2 separate regions of the Homo sapiens genome follow, and region 2 is linked to region 1. Evidence: read pairs that join two places in POLR2A ChIA-PET (ENCODE). Cell type or tissue: Panc1. All regions are shown on one strand. Links, peaks and the distances in the headings refer to the core of each region. The heading gives the core; the rest is flanking DNA.

Region 1 (2,926 bases), core at 208-2,707:
TTAATTTAATAGCATTTTAGAAGATGATAACATATTTTCTTTAGCACATGCCAAATGCCATATAAATATCTCAGGAATTGTCTGTTTCAGAACTTCTTAAGTCCATGTTATTTAGAACTTAGGTATGTATTTTATTTTACCATCTGTCCTTCCCCCAACCTCTGACTTCTCTCCTGAATCCTACCTGAAGAATATGTTCTGCTTTTCCTTATCTAAAATGTTGGATTTTGATTTTGGATAATTTTAACACATATGCAAAGATAATGAAATTTTTCAATGACCAGTATTTTGAAAAGTGACACCTGTTCGGTTGGACTTCATGCTGGTAAAACAAACTTAGACATACATTTGATATGCACACATATTTTGTTTCCTGCTTTGTATGAGAAGCATTGTTCTTAGTGAGCATTTTCGCTTCTCCATTTACAATTTTAAAAATTGGCTTATTCATATCTAGGAAAGTGTGCATGTGTGTCTAAATGTGTGTGTGTGTGTATAATAATGTTGGAAATTTGTTGGATAACAATAACAACAATGATCAAGGTTTAAATTTCCTAAAGATAATAAATGTAGCTCATAGAAGATACTGGCACTGTCCGGGCGTGGTGGCTCACACCTGTAATCTCAGCACTTTGGGAAACCGAGGTCGGCAGATCACCTGTAGTCAGCATGACCAACATGGTGAAACCTCATCTGTACTAAAACTATAAAAATTAGCCAGGCATGGTAGTGGGCACTGGTAATCCCAGCTACTCAGGAGGCAGAGGCAGGAGAATCACTTGAACCCGGGAGGCGGAGGTTGCAGCGAGCCGAGATCGTGCCACTGCACTCCAGCCGGGGCGACAGACGGAGACTCTGTCTCAAAAAAAGAAAAAAGATAGCAGCACCAACATATAAAAATACCAACTATGGTTACTGAATGATGTTTGCTTTTAAGTCAAAAATTAACTAGATGCTTTGAAAATATATGAGTTATTTCCTGTATGTTGAATAAAATATACACACAAGTACACACACACAAACATCCTAAACTGGTATATCTGAAGAGTACTACACATTGAAATAATTATTTTGTAAAGTATTATACTTGTTCCAATGCAGCTGCTATTGCTCTAATGTTTGAAAATTCTCTATAGCGTTGTCTCCATCATAAAAGGAAGATTTAGTGACACCAATCAAAAGAATATTAAGTACATGCAATGTTGCCAACTAAAAGAATATTCAGTACATGCAGCAAAAGTTTTTTTAAAAAGCAGCATGCCATTATACTTTGGGAATTAATTTTTCTCCATGATTACTTCCTGTGCATAAAGAATCAGCTAGAAGTGTCTTCATTGCTGCAAAACATGAACAAAAATAAACAAATGCCTAGCAGCCCAGAGACCCCATCTGTGCACACGAAGGAGTACTGTGTGGCTATTAAGTGCTGCTGTTTAAAGAGAATGAAATCAACAACAGCTAGCCTTTAGTGAGCCCTTTGTATAGTCAGAAACTATTCTAAGCTTTACACAAGACTGATCCTCTTTGTTCTGCCTAAGTCAACAACAACGGTTAGAGGAACACCAATGAATCACCCAACTAGTTTTCACATAAAGTAGTGGTTCAAAGAGGCACTTACTTGTGCCCTGACTCATGAGCGATGGTGAAGGCAAGGCCAAGTCCTGTGTCCTCATTGATGGTACAACTTCGGTACTTAGAGCACATTCCACTGATGGGGGCAAACCCTATTGAAAGAGCAGTTTCAAATGTGAATCCAAAGGTTGCACACACAGATACATGATGATGATTTATGTCCTCAAAATGTTCTACACAGTTTTAGTTTAATAGATCAATGCATTCAGTGTTTTTGGAAAAAAAAAAAAAAAAAGATCTATAGTTCTTTGTCCTGTGTAATGATAATGTATAAATGCAACATTTCCTATTTTCTTGCTTTTGTTACATATTGTTATCAATTGATCCTTGTAAGAGCCCTGTAAGGTCAGTATGAGTACTGTAATTCCCATTTTACATTTAGTTTAGTAAGTCACAGAATATTTATATGCCTTGTCTGAGTTTATCATTCAGGTCAGAGCAACGGATAGAATGATAGCAAAACCAATGCAAAATGCTCACTGAACAGTGGCATTAACGTCACAGCTCAGGGTGTATTTTCCAAGGAAAAACACATATCCTGGTCTTTTACTAGAGCAGAAAACATGAAAATGTCTAAGCAACATGTGCAGATTAAATTCATTTTTCTCTGGTTCTTTATAATGTGGTAAGTGCTTCTGTTCCCAAAGTTACTTCCCTCTAAGAGCCATTATAAAAGCATCCCGGCCAGCCCTTAAGTCTATCTTCAAATACAATACAGTGTGTGCGAACATCTTTCTTTCCAGTTTTGGGTCCTAATAATCAGTAGAACAAATCTATGTACCCATCTAATATTAAATGCATGCTTGTGAATGGATTGTACCCACTTCATTGTCAAGACGGAAGTGAGATCAGCTGGGAAATCTAATACAAAGGCACAAATAAGGGGTGGGATCATTATCATTACTACCATCGTCATCGTCACTAAATAAATGGTTGCAAATTCACACACTGTGCTATATGTCTATTATATATCTGTGTGTGTATGTATTTATAGCTTAGGAAACCAAAGCTCAGAGAGGTGAATTAACTTGTTCAAGATCTCAGAGTCATAAATTCTACACTCAGGAATCAACCACAGACATATGGGAAGTCAAAGCCCATGCCCTTTGCATTAGGACACACTGCTTAAAGTAAGTGACCTTTTCCACAGTTGATAGAATTTCTGGTGTTTTGTTTTTTCCAAGCCTTTTAGTACATTTTGGTCTCTGGATAACAGATAACACTGTCTGCTTCTCAGAATCTCTCTTGAAAACAATGCACTGGATTATCATATGTCACTTTGCACATTCCAAAT
Region 2 (2,926 bases), core at 334-2,833, 210 kb after region 1:
TTTGACTACCTTGGAGTTTCTATTTCTTTCTCAGATAGGAAGATGGAAAGAAGGCCTGAGAAAGTTAAGCAGGACTTTTGCGGTGAGGTAAGGCTAGACTCTGATCATAAGTGGTGGGTTGAATTTGCAGAGGGGAGGGGAGAGGAAGACACCCCGAATTTGGGAAACAGCATCAGATCCTATTGAGCATGACACTTTAACGGAACAAAGAAGAACTTGGACAGGCTGAAGAGGAAGCTGTGCATTAGTAAGGAAGGACAGCAATAGCAAGACCTGGCATTTATTGAGCACTTACTGTTTGCCAGTCACTATTTCTAGAACTGTGCATGTATTAACATCCCACAGCAACTCAATGGAAAGTAAACAACTCAAGATCCAACAGCTAGCTATATAGAGGCAGAGCTATGATTCCAACTCATTTCTTCCGTGGTTAAAACCCATGATGTTTCTGGCCAGGTGTGGTGGTTCATGCCTGTAATCCTAGCAGTTTGGTGACTGAGGTGGGCAGATTACCTGAGGTCAGGAGTTTGAGACCAGCCTGGCCGAAGTGGGGAAACCCCATTTCTACTAAAAATAGAAAAAAAAATTAGTCGGGCATGGTAGCACACGCCTGAAATCCCAGCTACTTGGGAGGCTGAGGCAGGAGAATTGCTTGAACCCAGGAGGTGGAGGCTGCAGTGAACCGAGATTGCACCACTGTACTCCAGCCTGGGTGACAGAGCGAGATTCTGTCTCCAAAAAACAAACAAACAAACAAAAGAAAAACCATGTTTCTTCCATGTAAATTCCCATATAATAAACACATTGGGTCTCTCAAGCAGGGAGAGGAGAGCAAGGGTATTTAAAATCCCACTTCTAGTGAGAAATCAAAGACATGCCATCAACACAAGTACAATGCTATGGAAAAATTCTGAGCAGGAATCAGTAGGTATGATTGAAATTAATGCTTTTGGGATATTTCTCTGGTACCATGATGAAGGAAAGAAATAGACAGGAAGAGAATGGCAAGCTGGGGGTGGGGGAAATAATGAGCTTTTGAAGTGGTTCATAATGGAAAATAAAAGAAAAGCAATGGTTAAAGAGGAATTTGGAAGGAAAAAAAAAAAAAATAGCAAAACAGTCGAGTAATTCAGTTTGCTTTCCTGAAGAAACATCCTGGGAAGAGACGTGCTGGTAAATTTTTCATAACTGGCTCTAAATGGGAGACCTGCTCGGTAGGGTCATGGTGTAAATACTTTGCCTATGGCTGCTTGCCATGGTGTAAATATTCTCAGCATGACTGATTTCAAGTTAGTAACATGGCATCTTTGAGCTCAGAGCTGAGAAAAGAGTACAATGAATTCCTGAAAGCTAGTAGGAGCTGGTGCCAGGACACCAGTGGCCCTGAAACACAGAGGGCCCAAGTTGAAAGTTAAAATGTCCTGGGGACTGGAAATGCCCTGCTCAACCCTGATATGCAGCAATCTTTATCAGGTCCACAGGAAGTGATGGACGGAGCTAAGATAGAGGATGACTAATCCATGTGGCAGCTTCCACTTAATCAAGTGACTCCCGTGACTGGGCACTGTGCTGGGCAGTGCAGACACAAGTATAGTCTCATTTAATCCTCAAACCACTCTGGGAGGTAGGTATTAGCTTTTCAAAGATGAGAAAACAGAGGCTTTGAGAGGTTAGTTTATGTGCTCAAGATCCCACAGCAAGTAGGTAAAATGGAGAAGAGATTAAACATAGGCGTACCTAACACCAAAACGCTACACTCTACTTCTTCTCAGTGACTCTTCCCATCAAACAAGAGACAAGGGCTGTGAGAGCCAAGTGGGAGGAGAAAATCAAAGATTGCCTCCCACAATATAAACCAAACCCACATGTACCGTATATGCTGAAAATTCCTAATTCATGCCAAACAGCAATGCTAGAGACCCTATCTCCACCTCCACACCAGATTTTTAATGTGATTTTCTTACAAACTTTTCCCTAGATTCCTGAAGAAAATGATAAAGCAATGTGAAAATGAACTATATCTATTTTGCAATAAATTAGCAGCATTCTGTATCTGTACATTGGACACATATCTAAGACAGAAATACAACTCCTGGCCCAAGTTCCCCACTTCTCAATCCTGCACGACTTATCCCTTAGTCACTTAATATTGCCTACACTGAATGTTCCTGGACCTAACAGCCTGAGGAGAGAATAAGGTTTCATGTTTAATATGGATAGCACCATCATTCTCAGCCAGCACACAAGCCATGATAAGATGACATTTACAGTGATGATAAATTTGCAGAACCATCAAAAGACAGTGCCTTGTCCATGCCATTACTTCTTTTAGTAGTGAGGGAGAAAGCTATTTTCTGGTAAAGACCAACAGTTTCAGATTAACGTAGGCTAGGAGTTGAGATGTCTAATTTGGAAAGAGAAGAAAAGAACACCAAACTTACTATTGAAAAAATATTAATAGAAAGCCAAAATAAGGGGCAAACAGTTCAAAATCATAGGAACTCTTACAATTCAAACTGAGTCTTCCTTGGATAGTATGGAAGACACCAAGATACCCCGAAGCATCCCCAGCTCCTAGATTCATGCCTTGCTGTAGTTCCCTCCAACCATGAATAGGGCTGATCTGTGTGATCAATAGGACATTGCAGAAGTGACAGTATACACCTTCCAAGGTGAGGTCATACAAAGTGTCATAGCCTCTCTCCTGTCCTCTGTTAGGTCACTCCTTCTGGGGGGATGCAACTACCACTCCATGAAGAGACTCAAACCACCCAAGGGAAAGGTGCCCCTAGGGCAGGGAATCACAGTCTCTAGCCAACAGCCAGCACCAACTTACCAGACAAGAGTGAACCAATTTGGAAGCAGATCAACTAACCTCAGTCACACCCTTAGAGGACTGCAGCCCTGGCCGAGGTCTTGAATGCAA

Evidence for each region. Peaks named below come from ENCODE experiments on the same cell type or tissue, not always from the same donor. Only the 100,000 strongest peaks of a DNase experiment are listed, where the experiment ranks them.
Region 2: POLR2A ChIA-PET joins it to region 1 with 8 read pairs; 3 of 35 experiments call an interaction of 5 or more read pairs at or near these places.

Annotation. Positions count from the first base shown.
Region 1 is chr16:77,357,700-77,360,625 of GRCh38, forward strand. ADAMTS18 (ADAM metallopeptidase with thrombospondin type 1 motif 18) reads right to left here. Exons shown (of 23, transcript NM_199355.4): 8 at 1,619-1,724. Among named protein-coding and RNA genes, the nearest start is that of ADAMTS18, 76 kb to the right of the region's middle. In Panc1, for the core only: no CTCF peak of the experiment used is centred there; a DNase peak (open chromatin) is centred at 1,562; H3K27ac peaks cover 2,444 bases.
Region 2 is chr16:77,563,676-77,566,601 of GRCh38, forward strand. No RefSeq gene overlaps it. Among named protein-coding and RNA genes, the nearest start is that of LINC02131, 26 kb to the right of the region's middle. In Panc1, for the core only: no CTCF peak of the experiment used is centred there; no DNase peak of the experiment used is centred there; H3K27ac peaks cover 1,560 bases.